Regions from separate parts of the Homo sapiens genome. Here region 2 is linked to region 1. A link is a contact called in ENCODE Hi-C or POLR2A ChIA-PET data. All regions are on one chromosome and are shown on one strand. Each heading gives the region's core, a stretch centred on a gene start or an enhancer-like site at or near the end of the contact. The rest is flanking DNA. Distances are from core to core; before and after follow the strand shown. Region 1 overlaps NR5A2 (nuclear receptor subfamily 5 group A member 2). Region 2 has its middle 160 kb from the start of NR5A2.

Region 1 (6,387 bases), core at 2,152-4,651:
GGAACTTCATAAATTGGGAATGGGAGTAAAGGGAAGTAAAATTGGAAGTAAAGCAGAGGTAGGGGTGGAGTTTAGTGGCTGTCATTCTGCTGACATCCTTAATCTCCATGGAAGCAGGGCCTCCTCGGTCCTGCCCAACGTTCACATGTTTAGGTGTAAAGTGAACGAATAGCACAGCAGTTGGGAAATGAACATGATAGCTGTCAGCAGAAGGGGTAGACAGAAAGCAAAACAGGCTGGTCCTCTGCTTCTTGAACAGCTCAATCCAGAGTCACTCAGTACAGGAAGTCAGAGGCCTAGACTTCAGGAACCGCTAAAGAAACCACTCTGTAACCTAGGGTCCAACAGTGAGCATTCACAACCATGACAAGTCATTGGGAACAGGCTTATCAAATCCTCTGTTTAAAAAGTCATGGAATGGTGCGATTTGTATTAGAGAGTCTTTATCAAAAATTTTAAAAATTCTTTCAAAGTGCAATGTTTCCAAAGTTAAGTTTCATTCATCCAGAACATCCATCCGCATGGTATACACGATATACCTAGTCCCCAGGGATGTTAAATGTAACACTACTTTATATAAAGATATGCTAGTGTCACTTATTAAATGTCAGGTTTTTCATTTATATAACTGTGAGGTAATTACATAAGTGAGTGACATCTTTGAGGTTTACAGTATTGTATGTAAATGTTAAACAGCACTGTGAAGAAACATATAATCACCAGGGTATATAATGTAACTTAGTCTGCTTCTTTTGCATAGAATTATAGCTACATTCTCAGAATTTATCAAACCAAAGGACAAAGTTTGGCCAGCTTTTATTCTTCCTCTTAACCACGTTTCAAAAAGCTTCTTGTTGAAATATCAATTAATTACAAACTAATGATAAGTTCATCATATCTGGGGACTCAGGAATTTTGTCACCGCAGTCCTGGTAGACTTTTCTGTTTCTTAAGTTTCCATATATAGCCACATATAATTTATATGATCTGATTAAGGTGAGCACTAACAGGTAATGGGACTATTTTTGAAAGTGGCTTATGGAATCAATCACATTCCATTGCTTCAAAGTCAAAGCATGTACACATGTTAAGATAGAGGAGGAAAAGGAGGTCTCTGCCACTCCTGGGTTAGCTTTCCCATACTTCCCTTAAGAGTTGTGCTCAACATGATGATTCAGCTAGTGCAGTAGGGTGACTCTTTCATGAAGTTGCAAAGTAAAGAACATAGCAATTCGTGTATTGACAAACTTCATAGCCTACCTAGCCCCTGATTTTTTGACACTGGTATGAAAAAGGATGATTTGTACAAGGGCATGTTTAACCTAGGAATCATTTATCTTCTCAGATTGTGGATATACTCCAATCAACAATAAAGCGAACAACATATATTAGTGCTGGGGACTCTCAAGACTTGAATGAATATAACACCTAGTTGTTATCCTCAAGGAACTTATAAATGAATTGGACCAACAAGACATAGCCCTGCAAAATACTTAGTGCATCAGGAAGCATACAAAGTATTACACTCTGTGGAATCAATAATTCAACAGTAAATATCTGTATGTATGCATATATAGATATGGATAATGTCACATCCTTAAGAAAAGATTTGGAAGCAGTTTACATGTGAGATGAATAAACTCACATATAAGATGAATGGGATAAATGAAGACATGAGGATAAAGGGAAATAAAGGCAGGAAAATAAGTCAAAGCCAAGGATCAGGATCAGCCCCAAAATAAGCTCCATAAGGGTTGTTTCAGTTGTTGGAAATGAGCCACAATTTGGTTCCTTGTAGCCAGAGCCCATTACTGACATGATTTCTTTTTGTACATGAGATAACAATCAAAGCACTTTTTTGCAAAACATCTTCTCCTACTACTGGACTCCTGAGCAAAATTTGTGGGTTTTTCCAAGACAGAGAATTCCAGATTATGTAAACAGGGCTCTAACAATATCCCCACAGTAGATACAATATTTAGCCTCACAGAGAGTGTTCTTTTGAATGCCCTCAGTGTACGCTGATGGCAATGTTAAGAAGAGCCAAGACGATTTGGTCCTAGAGCACAACTTTCTAATGGTCTGTTTTATTACAAAGATAAACCAAGACAACACAGACATGGAGAGAATGCATATATTTTAGGCTCCATTATAGCAGATGCCAGGGCTGCTAAACACTATAAGGAAATGCATAGCTTTGGAGCTCAGAGACCTGGGCACCCATCTTGGTATTCTCACTAACCAGGTAACTTTGGGCAAAGAACTAAAACTTAACAGACACCCTATTAAAAACACCACATAGCAGACATCCTGTTAAAAATACTTAAACTGAAATCCAAATAAATAAATAAATAAAGGCAAAATATGAAAGATGCTAAATGAAGTACGAAGGAAAATATTTCAGGTGATGCAAAATGTTCATGAACTAGAAAAGAAATATTTTAAAGTAGATTAATGAGAAATATTTTCCAGTGCCTTCTCTTTCTGGGTATTGTTTCATTTATGACCACTACCTGTTTCCTGTTCTCCAGTTTAGAAATCTCTTATGTATAATTAAAGCAATGTTCTCACATGTCTAACCTGGCAGATAATATTCAAGTAATAAAAACAGAATCCTTCTCAGCTTGATATATTTTCCTCTGGGTTGCTTGGAATGTCAAGAAGGCAGTTGTGAATATGATGGTCATTTTTCTAATAGCATAATGAGGTTATGTTTGTAATTCTCATTTTCCAGACACCGCCTTAAAGGCAACAATGCCATCAGCCAAAAAAGAATTCCAGGTGTGGCCAGGCGCGGTGGCTCATGCCTGTAATCTCAGCACTTTGGGAGGCCGAGGTGGGTGGATCACGAGGTCAGGAGATCAGGATCATCCTGGCTAACACGGTGAAACTCCGTCTCTACTAAAAATACAAAAATTAGCCGGGCATGGTGGCACGTGCCTGTAGTCCCAGCTATTTGGGAGGCTGAGGCAGGAGAATCACTTGAACCTGGGAGGCAGAGGTTGCAGTGAGCTGAGATAGCGCCACTGCACTCCAGCCCGGGCGACAGAGCAAGATTCCATCTCAAAAAATAAAATAAAATAAAAGAAATCCAGGTGTGCAGCAGACCCATCATCTGGATATCAGTGATTATGGCATAAATTAAGGAAGATTTTGGTTGCCCTCCAGCTTGTAAAATAGATGCACAATGAAGGTCCTTGGCATAGTAGGATTAAGAAGAAAGGGAGAAGGTGAGGGATATTCCAGAGGGCATGCTCCGTGGCTCCCTTGAGGTCATTTAATGCAACTTCTTCCTTCATAGGTTGCTTTACAAAGCCAGGAAAAAAAAAAAAAGGCTTATAGAGGCTAAAATGTCCTTGGGTCCTTTTTGGCTGGCTGCTTCCATCAGGCAGTTGGCCAAAGAAAGGAGAAAAGAATTCGAGTGGCCTAAATATTACTCACCAAAAGTACAACCGAAATTAGGGCAGAGGTAAAGGAGAGGTCCCTAAGGACTGTTCAGTGATGGGAATTCTCTGGGTACAAAGGCTCCTGGGAGAATTCCTCTGCTCAGTTCCCCAGGGACAAGTAGAGGACTTGTCCCTTCACACAATTTAAATGTCCCCTTAATGTCACAGTGCTAAGTGTACAGTCAGTCTATGCCTTCAGAGATTCCCAGAAATGGATTCATAGAAAGTAGTAGCAATTGAAGATGGAGCTCCAACAGTCGAAGTTTGGCCCTAAACTACAGAAAGATTAAGTCTAGGTAAACAACAATTTTTGCTTTGTTAAAAATTTCTAGATAGTGTAGAATATTTAGTGGGAAATATTTATGCCAGTGCCCTAAACATAGCATGCTAAGAGTAATAGGTCCTATCTAGTTTTCTGTCTTTGACACTGTGAATGGTCTACCCTTTCATTACCTGGACTGGGGACACCCCCATCCTGTTACATGCTGAATCACACCCTGGTACTAGGCTCACCGCAGGTGCTTAATTAATATTTGCTGAATCAATGCTGAAAGTATCTGATAGCTACATTTCGTTCAACTACATCATTTTATAGAAGAGGAAACTCAGGCTAGGTGGGCTGTGGTTTATATAAGGCTACTCAGGTGCCAGAAACAGGATGGGAATCCAGGTGTTCTGAATCCAAGCCCAGTGCTCTTTCACTATGCCTCTTTCATATAAGAGTAAAGAACAATCTTCCTATTTTTTTCTGTAAGTTATTTTTTTAAAATATAATATTGCCCAGTTTCTTTCCTGCAAAGAAATACATTAATGATAATTTGATTTCTCTATTTCAAATGTAAAGAAATTTGTGATTTGGGAAATGAAGTCCTTTGGAAGTTTACAAAATACAAAACCATAGATACCAAATGATAGAACCTTGGAATTATCTGGACATAAAATCTAGATAGACACTCCTTCCGATTTGGGGGAAAAACAAGAGAAAGTGATTCTGTTTGGGAGATGAACTGAGGCCTAGCATTTATTCTGGGTCTCAGTCCCAGAAGACTCAGAGGTGAAGTTGTCAGTGGCCCCTCTTACAATTGCTTACAGCTCGGCAGGGTGGAGTATGGGCACCCACTCCCACTAGATAGCTTAAATCTCAAAAGGAGGGACATGGAAACATCATTTACAACATTGTAAGGCACAAGTTTTGACAAATATTTTAGTTTCCTTGTCCTGGCCAGTTAAACAGGGGAAAACATTCTACACAAGCTGCAAGGTAATGATTTTGAAATCAGAATCACATTAGCTAGATTTTTAGCAAAACCACACCTAGCTCTTTTGCACTGTCTGAAGAGGGTGTGTCTTATGGCATATTTCTTATTACCTCTACTTTCATATTCTTCCTATTCTAGATTAAAGGAGAAGAATATGCAGGCTATGATACTATACTGCCTTTCCCATTCCCACCCAACATACACACCGCCTACACACTCCCTTCCTAAGACGTCAGCATTGCCCTGTTGAATCTGTCCCCATGAGGCAAGGACTCTGTAGGTCAGTCCCAAGACAATCCCTTTATGTCTTCCATATTTCTAGATAGCCTTTCCTTTACTCACTGTTAGTAATCTCTACAACTATTGGGTTTATATCTGAATATAATGATGAAAGATAGCATATCAAGATCTGTAAGAAGTTATGCATAGCACAGCCATCCTGATATACAAAATATAAGTTCCCCAAAGGTGGCTGAGAAGTGAAAGATAAAGTATTGAATTTCTTTTTCCCAATTATTCTCATCATAAAATGGGAGAAATACTCTTTGTATTAAAGGAATGCATTTCTAACAGAGGTGAGTGACGAAGGGAGTTCTTTTGTCTCCCTTGTAAGAAGGGAGAGAGACAGAACTGTATCCCTTCCCATTGCCTTTGGATTTCACACAGTAGGAATAATATTCTGGAGAGGAGGAGTGGCAATAAAAAGAAAAAAAGAAGAAATAATATTCTGACAAAGGTTTATTTTAAAAAAAGAAATAATACCCAATTTAAGTGTTGATCTTGTGTGTGTTTTATTTGAAATATGAATCACAGAGAAAATGGGTTTGATATTTATAGAAAGAAATCGTTTACATTTTCCATGAGCATGCACTGTTCTTTGAGGGAAAGCATTTTTCAGAGAAAGAAGAATTGTGTTTCTAGAGGTATTCTCATGGCTTCTCACACACATAATTACTCATGCATGCAGGTCATGCTTCGCTTAATGATGGGGACATGTTCTGAGAAATGCATCATTAGGTGATTTCATCCTTGTGTGAACAGCAGAGAGTGAACCTACACAAACCTAGATGGTAGCACCTACCATGAACCTAGGCTATATGGAATAGTCTATCGCTCCTGGGCTACAAACCTGTACAGCATGTTACTATTCTACACTGCAATACTTATAATGGTAAGTATTTGTGTTACTAGAAAATGGGCAGTAAAAATACATTATTATAATATGTTGGGACCACCATCATATATGCAGTCCATCATTTATGAAGCATCGTTATGCTGTGCACGATGTACTGTGTGTTTGGTTGTTCAATGACACGCTGCTTCTACAGAGTGACTGAGTTGGTTGGCTGTTTTGCTGGAGTGGGCTGGTTGACTCATGTCAAACAATAAGGTAATTCAGCCAACTCATTAAATCAGTTAATTTTTTAATTGAACTGACCAACAGTTTCTGCTTGTGTAGACAGATACAGGCCTAGAGAAGGGTTGTTACCACATATCAGTCATACATACATACCACAGTCTGTTTTCCATAGCTGATCATACAACTCATACCCTGTTGTGTTTGAGTGTCAGGAAGGCAGCACAGGCCAGGCACAGTGGCTCACGCCTGTAATCTCAGCACTTTGGGAGGCTGACATAGGTAGATCACCTGAGGTCAGGAGTTCAAGACCAGCCTGGCCAAC
Region 2 (6,387 bases), core at 2,768-5,267, 85 kb before region 1:
TTTAGATCTTTCCTGCTTTCTCTTGTGGGCATTTAGTGCTATAAATTTCCCTCTACACCCTGCTTTGAATGTGTCCCAGAGATTCTGGTATGTTGTGTCTTTGTTCTCATTGGTTTCAAAGAACATCTGTATTTCAGCCTTCATTTCGTTATGTACCCAGTAGTCATTCAGGAGCAGGTTGTTCAGTTTCCATGTAGTTGAGCAGTTTTGAGTGAGTTTCTTAATCCTGAGTTCTAGTTTGATTGCACTGTGGTCTGAGAGACAGTTTGTTATAATTTCTGTTCTTTTACATTTGCTGAGGAGTGCTTTACTTCCAACTATGTGGTCAATTTTGGAATAGGTGTGGTGTGGTGCTGAAAAGAATGTATATTCTGTTGATTTGGGGTGGAGAGTTCTGTAGATGTCTATTAGGTCTGCTTGGTGCAGAGCTGATTTCAATTCCTGGATAGCCTTGTTAACTTTCTGTCTCATTGATCTGTCTAATGTTGACAGTGGGGTGTTAAAGTCTCCCATTATTATTGTGTGGGAGTCTAAGTCTCTTTGTAGGTCACTAAGGACTTGCTTTATGAATCTGGGTGCTCCTGTATTGGGTGCATATATATTTAGGATAGTTAGTTCTCCTTGTTGAATTGATCCCTTTACTATTATGTAATGGCCTTCTTTGTCTCTTTTGATCTTTGTTGGTTTAAAGTCTGTTTTATCAGAAACTAGGATTGCAACCCCTGCCTTTTTTTGTTTTCCATTTGCTTGGTATATCTTCCTGCATCCCTTTATTTTGAGCCTATTTGTGTCTTTGCACGTGAGATGGGTTTCCTGAATATAGCACACTGATGGGTCTTGACTCTTTATCCAGTTTGCCAGTCTGTGCCTTTTAATTGGAGCATTTAGCCCATTTACATTTAAGGTTAGTATTGTTATGTGTGAATTTGATCCTGTCATTATGATGTTAGCTGGTCATTTTGCTCATTAGTTGATGCAGTTTCTTCCTAGCCTTGATGGTCTTTACAATTTGGTGTGTTTTTGCAGTGGCTGGTACTGGCTGTTCCTTTCCATGTTTAGTGCTTCCTTCAAGAGCGCTTTTAGGGCAGGCCTGGTGGTAACACAATCTCTCAGCATTTGCTTGTCTGTAAAGTATTTTATTTCTCCTTCACTTATGAAGCTTAGTTTGGCTGGATATGAAATTCTGGGTTGAAAATTCTTTTCTTTAAGAATGTTGAATATTGGCCCCCACTCTCTTCTGGCTTGTTGAGTTCCTGCTGAGAGATCAGCTGTTAGTCTGATGGGCTTCCCTTTGTGGGTAACCCGACCTTTCTCTCTGGCTGCCCTTAACATTTTTTCCTTCATTTCAACTTTGGTGAATCTGACAATTATGTGTCTTGGAGTTGCTCTTCTCGAGGAGTACCTTTGTGGCGTTCTTGGTATTTCCTGAATTTGAATGTTGGCCTGCCTTGCTAGATTGGGGAAGTTCTCCTGGATAATATCCTGCAGAGTGTTTTCCAACTTGGTTCCATCCTCCCCGTCACTTTCAGGTACACCAATGAGACATAGATTTGGTCTCTTCACATAGTCCCATATTTCTTGGAGGCTTTGTTCGTTTCTTTTTATTCTTTTTTCTCTAAACTTCCCTTCTTCCTTCATTTCATTCATTTCGTCTTCCATCGCTGATACCCTTTCTTCCAGTTGATTGCATCGGTTACTGAGGCTTGTGCATTTGTCATGTAGTTTTTGTGCCATGGTTTTCAGCTCCATCAGGTCCTTTAAGGACTTCTCTGCATTGATTATTCTAGTTACCCATTCATCTAATTTTTTTTCAAAGTTTTTAACTTCTTTGCCATTGGTTTGAACTTCCTCCTTTAGCTTGGAGTAGTTTGATCTTCTGAAGCCTTCTTCTCTCAACTCATTAAAGTCATTCTCTGTCCAGCTTTGTTCCATTGCTGGTGAGGAGCTGCATTCCTTTGGAGGAGGAGAGGCGCTCTGATTTTTAGAGTTTCCGGTTTTTCTGCTCTGTTTTTTCACCATCTTTGTGGTTTTATCTACCTTTGGTCTTTGATGATGGTGACGTACAGATGGGTTTTTGGTGTGGATGTCCTTTCTGTTTGTTAGTTTTCCTTCTAACAGTCAGGACCCTCAGCTGCAGGTCTGTTGGAGTTTACTGGAGGTCCACTCCCGACCCTGTTTGCCTGGGTATCAGCAGCGGTGGCTGCAGAACAGCGTATATCGGTGAGCTGCAAATGCCGCTGCCTGATCGTTCCTCTGGAAGTTTTGTCTCAGAGGATTACCTGGCCGTGTGAGGTGTCAGTCTGCCCCTACTGGGGGGTGCCTCCCATTTAGGCTACTCGGGAGTCAGGGACCCACTTGAGGAGGCAGTCTGCCCGTTCTCAGATCTCAAGCTGCATGCTGGGAGAAGCACTACTCTCTTCAAAGCTGTCAGACAGGGACATTTAAGTCTGTAGAGGTTATTGCTGTCTTTTGTTTGTCTGTGCCCTTCCCCCAGAGGTGGAGCCTACAGAGGCAGGCAGGCCTCCTTGAGCTGTGGTGGGCTCCACCCAGTTAGAGCTTCCCAGCTGCTTTGTTTACCTACTCAAGCCTGAGCAATGGCAGACACCCCTCCCCCAGTCTTGCTGCCACCTTGCAGTTTGATCTCAGACTGCTGTGCTAGCAATGAGCAAGGCTCCGTGGGTGTAGGACCCTCCGAGCCATGTGTGGGATATAATCTCCTGGTGTGCCGTTTGTTAAGCCTGTTGGAAGAGCGCAGTATTAGGGTGGGAGTGACCCGATTTTCCAGGTGCCATCTGTCACCCCTTTCTTTGACTAGGAAAGGGAATTCCCTGACCCCTTGAGCTTCTCAGGTGAGGCAATGCCTCACCCTGCTTCGGCTCACGCACGGTGTGCTGCACCCACTGTCCTGCACCCACTGTCAGGCACTCCCCAGTGAGATGAACCTGGTACCTCAGTTGGAAATGCAGAAATCCCCCGTCTTCTGCATTGCTCATGCTGGGAGCTGTAGACTGGAGCTGTTCCTATTCGGCTATCTTGGCTCCACCCGCTCCCACCCCCGTCCCCTGCCGTGTCTTCTTTTCTCTATCTGTGGGTGGCCCTTCCTTGGCTTTTTGATTCTCACTTCTCATGTCCCAGCAGTCATCTGTTATTCAGCCTTTTATGCCTTTGTAAGCAGCATCCACATTTAAATCTTGTACCTTCTGTAAAATTATCTTTGGCTAATAACACTTCAGGCACAAATATGGCTGGATAAAGAGCCTGAATGTTAGTGTTGAAGACAAACAAGCTCCTCATTTGAGTTTCCTTTACATTAAAATGAAACAAAGCAAAAACAGAAAAGAAGCACAAAAAGCAGAAACCACTGTCATGCCACTTTTATTTTTTGCTTAGTTTAGCCAAGATGATTATTTTTAAAGATGTGAAATAAACCCATGATAATGGTGTGTTTTATTGCCTTTTCTTTTACTGGTAGGTTGAGGAAAGGCAGGTTCTTCCCCAAAATCAGATGATGAAACGAAAAGGGAGAGATGGAGTTTAACAATCCATCTCTTCTATGTTTTGTTTCCTAGATTCTGCATTAATCCATTACATGCCTGTAATCCTTGCACTTTGGGAGACTGAGGTGGGAGGATCTCTTGAGCACAGGAGGTTGAGACCAGCCTGGGCAACACAGGGAGACCCTGTCTCTACAGAAAACAAAACAAAACAAAATGTTAGCTGTGCATGGTGGTGCACACCTGTGGTCCCATCTATTCAGGGGGCAAAGGTGGGAGAATTACTTGAGCCTGGGAGGTCAAGTCTGCAGTGAGCCATGATCATGCTATTGCACTCCAGTCTGAGCAACAGAGAAAGACCTTGTCTCAAAACAAAAAAAAAAGAGAGCGAGAGATGACAGGCTTTCTCTCTCTCCCCAGGTGGTTGTGCCACTTTAAGACTTCTTTAAGGGAAGTAGAGAGGATGAGTGAGCACTGATCGGGCATTGCCCAAGGAGCTTGGCTGGAATCCAGGCCACACAATAGTTGCAGGAACATTTGACACTCAAATAACACAAGGCCCCAAGGCAAGAGCAGAGGCGAAATAAAGCCTGTTACAGCAACACTCAGGGGGAATGTAACACGTGTTTCCACACTTATTTATAGAAGCTTGTTCCACCTCTATGGCAGAGACCTTTTGGCAGTCTTAATTTACTTCTGGGGAAAATCTTTGGGACAAAATTTTTTTAAACAGCCAGTACCTTGCTAACTGCACTGATGGCAAAGTAATGTGAGCAGAAATGATCGACACAACATGTTTTCTCTTCTAACATAATTGCTTTCTATTTGTGTAGTCTGTAATAATTAATGTATAGAGAACATGGCTCAAGTGATTTTGTGATAAAATAAACAGGGAAACTACTAATCAAACCAAGGTATAAAAATTAGTATAGCTCTTATAGTTACAACATAGTCAGGGCTAATAAGTGGTGGTTATGCCAATGTTTCCCGTTGAGGTGGTATAGAAAATAAAGGTCACCACCTCAAAATTCTCATTTATGTAAGACTCATAGAATGTCTGTGTTGTCAATGCTCCCACGGCACTGAGCAGCTGACCCTTGTTTTGGATGTCTGTGGTTATAACTGTGCTTGTCTAGGCTCTTGTTAAGGTCAAGAAAATTTCTAGTTATTTGGTGTTGCAATTATTAGAAATGTATCTGTCACTATTGCTTCTTTTCTTTTTAATTTGTTATTATTATTTTTTTGAGACAGAGTCTCACTCTGTTGCCCAGGGTGGAGTGCAGTGGTGTGATCTTGGCTCACTGCAACCTCCGCCTCCTGGGTTCAAGTGATTCTCCTGCCTTAGTCTCCCAAGTGTCTGGGATTATAGGCATGTGCCACCACACCTGGCTAATTTTTGTGTTTTTAGTAGAGATGGGGTTTTGCCATGTTGGCCAGGCTGGTCTCGAACTCCTGACCTCAGGTAATCTGCCCACCTCAGCCTCCCAAAGTTCTGGGATTACAGGCATGAACCACCATGCCCAGCCTGCTTCTTTTAGGTCCTAAAGAAAATGCTCAGTTGTTGGAGTGAATGTTGACTCTACAGGACACCTTGGTGTGTGCTTTCAGGAAGACACTGTAGCTAAGTGGTTCAGGTTCCGAACTCCTGAGGTTTAGAATCAGAACTGTTTTTGAACCCTCACTCTGTCACTTTCTAACTGCAGGACTTTGAACAAGTTATGTACGTCTGTAAGTTTCAGTTTTCATAGTCACAAGAAGGGGTCGTTATGAGGATTAAATGAAATCATGTTTGCATATTAAGGTAAATGCTAAGCTTTGGAAATAAAGAGACCCCAAGATATAGTGGCTTAAATAAGAGAGCAGTTTATTTCTCTGTCACTTGAGGCTGGTCTGTGGACACTACCAGGCCATTCAGGGACCCAAGGTTACAGCTTTCTTGTTGCTCTTCAATCACTGGTCATCTTGGATTGCTGTCTGCACCTCGGGTCCAGCCAGGGAAAGGGCTAGGCGCCAACGACTAAGGAAAGTGACTCGCTTTTACCGATGGAGAAGACTGAAAAGGTATGCTTGTCACTTCAGCTCACATCCCATTGCCACAGCCCCATCTTACTCACTTGGTCGTGCCTCACTACAAAGGAAGCCGGAAAATATAGTCTTCAGCTGGGCAGCTGTGTGTCCAGGAAAAAAAGAGAGGATACATTTTGGGGAGATAACTGTCTGCCATAGCATATCGCACTCAAAACTCAGCACGTAGTGCTTAAACATAGATGCTATTATTTTCATGAAATCTCTCTAGTATGTGTTCTTTGGGTCATTTCCTCAACTAGATCATTGCCTGGAACAATTAATATTTCTCAAGTGAGAAATATTGGATATGGGATACATTGTTTTTATTCAACTAATTAATACAAATAAAATTAATAAAAATATTAAGACATTTTTATGGATGTTCTGGGTTTCTCCAGTGCAACTTTTTCTTTTCTTTTCTTTTTTTTTTTTTTTTTGAGATGGAGTCTTGCACTGTTGCCCAGGCTGGAGTGCAGTGGCGCGATCTCGGCTCACTGCAGTCTCTGCCTGCTGGGTTCGAGCAATTCTCCTGTCTCAGCCTCTCCAGTAGCTGGGACTACAGGTGCATGCCACCATGCCTGGTTAATTTTTGTATTTTTAGTATAGACGAGGTTTCACCATATTGGTCAGGCTGGTCTCAAACTCTTGACCCTAGGTAATCCACCCTCCTCAGCCTCCCAAAGTGCTAGGATTACAGGCATGAGCCACCGCGCCCAGCCCAGTGCAACTTTTTCAATTGGCTGTCTTTCATCAGATGGTGGGGTGAGCTGTGAGGAAGGGCTGGGAGGACAAGCACCAGCAATGTTCCTAGGTGACATCATCTAAC

What was found. A loop is a pair of places that touch in the nucleus more often than their neighbours do. ChIA-PET counts read pairs that join two places held with the same protein, here RNA polymerase II (POLR2A).
Region 2: a loop to region 1 is called in a map of endothelial cell of hepatic sinusoid, with 2.9 times the contacts of the local background. The contact joins two enhancer-like sites. A Hi-C loop is called at or near these places in 2 of 168 maps with a recorded cell type or tissue (PC-3 and endothelial cell of hepatic sinusoid). POLR2A ChIA-PET finds 5 or more read pairs at or near these places in 3 of 52 experiments (BJ, CD8-positive, alpha-beta memory T cell and GM12878).

What each region holds. Positions count from the first base shown.
Region 1 is chr1:200,096,290-200,102,676 of GRCh38, reverse strand. All of the region lies in intron 5 of NR5A2 (nuclear receptor subfamily 5 group A member 2), which reads right to left. It overlaps LOC107985244 (a long non-coding RNA gene), which reads left to right. Exons shown (of 3, transcript XR_001738358.2): 3 at 1,346-1,395. Among named protein-coding and RNA genes, the nearest start is that of NR5A2, 72 kb to the right of the region's middle. Within about 2 kb of position 3,401, at least 2 of the 41 ENCODE cell types and tissues checked have a DNase peak (open chromatin) inside an H3K27ac peak, as active enhancers do.
Region 2 is chr1:200,182,026-200,188,412 of GRCh38, reverse strand. No RefSeq gene overlaps it. Among named protein-coding and RNA genes, the nearest start is that of NR5A2, 160 kb to the right of the region's middle. Within about 2 kb of position 4,017, at least 12 of the 41 ENCODE cell types and tissues checked have a DNase peak (open chromatin) inside an H3K27ac peak, as active enhancers do.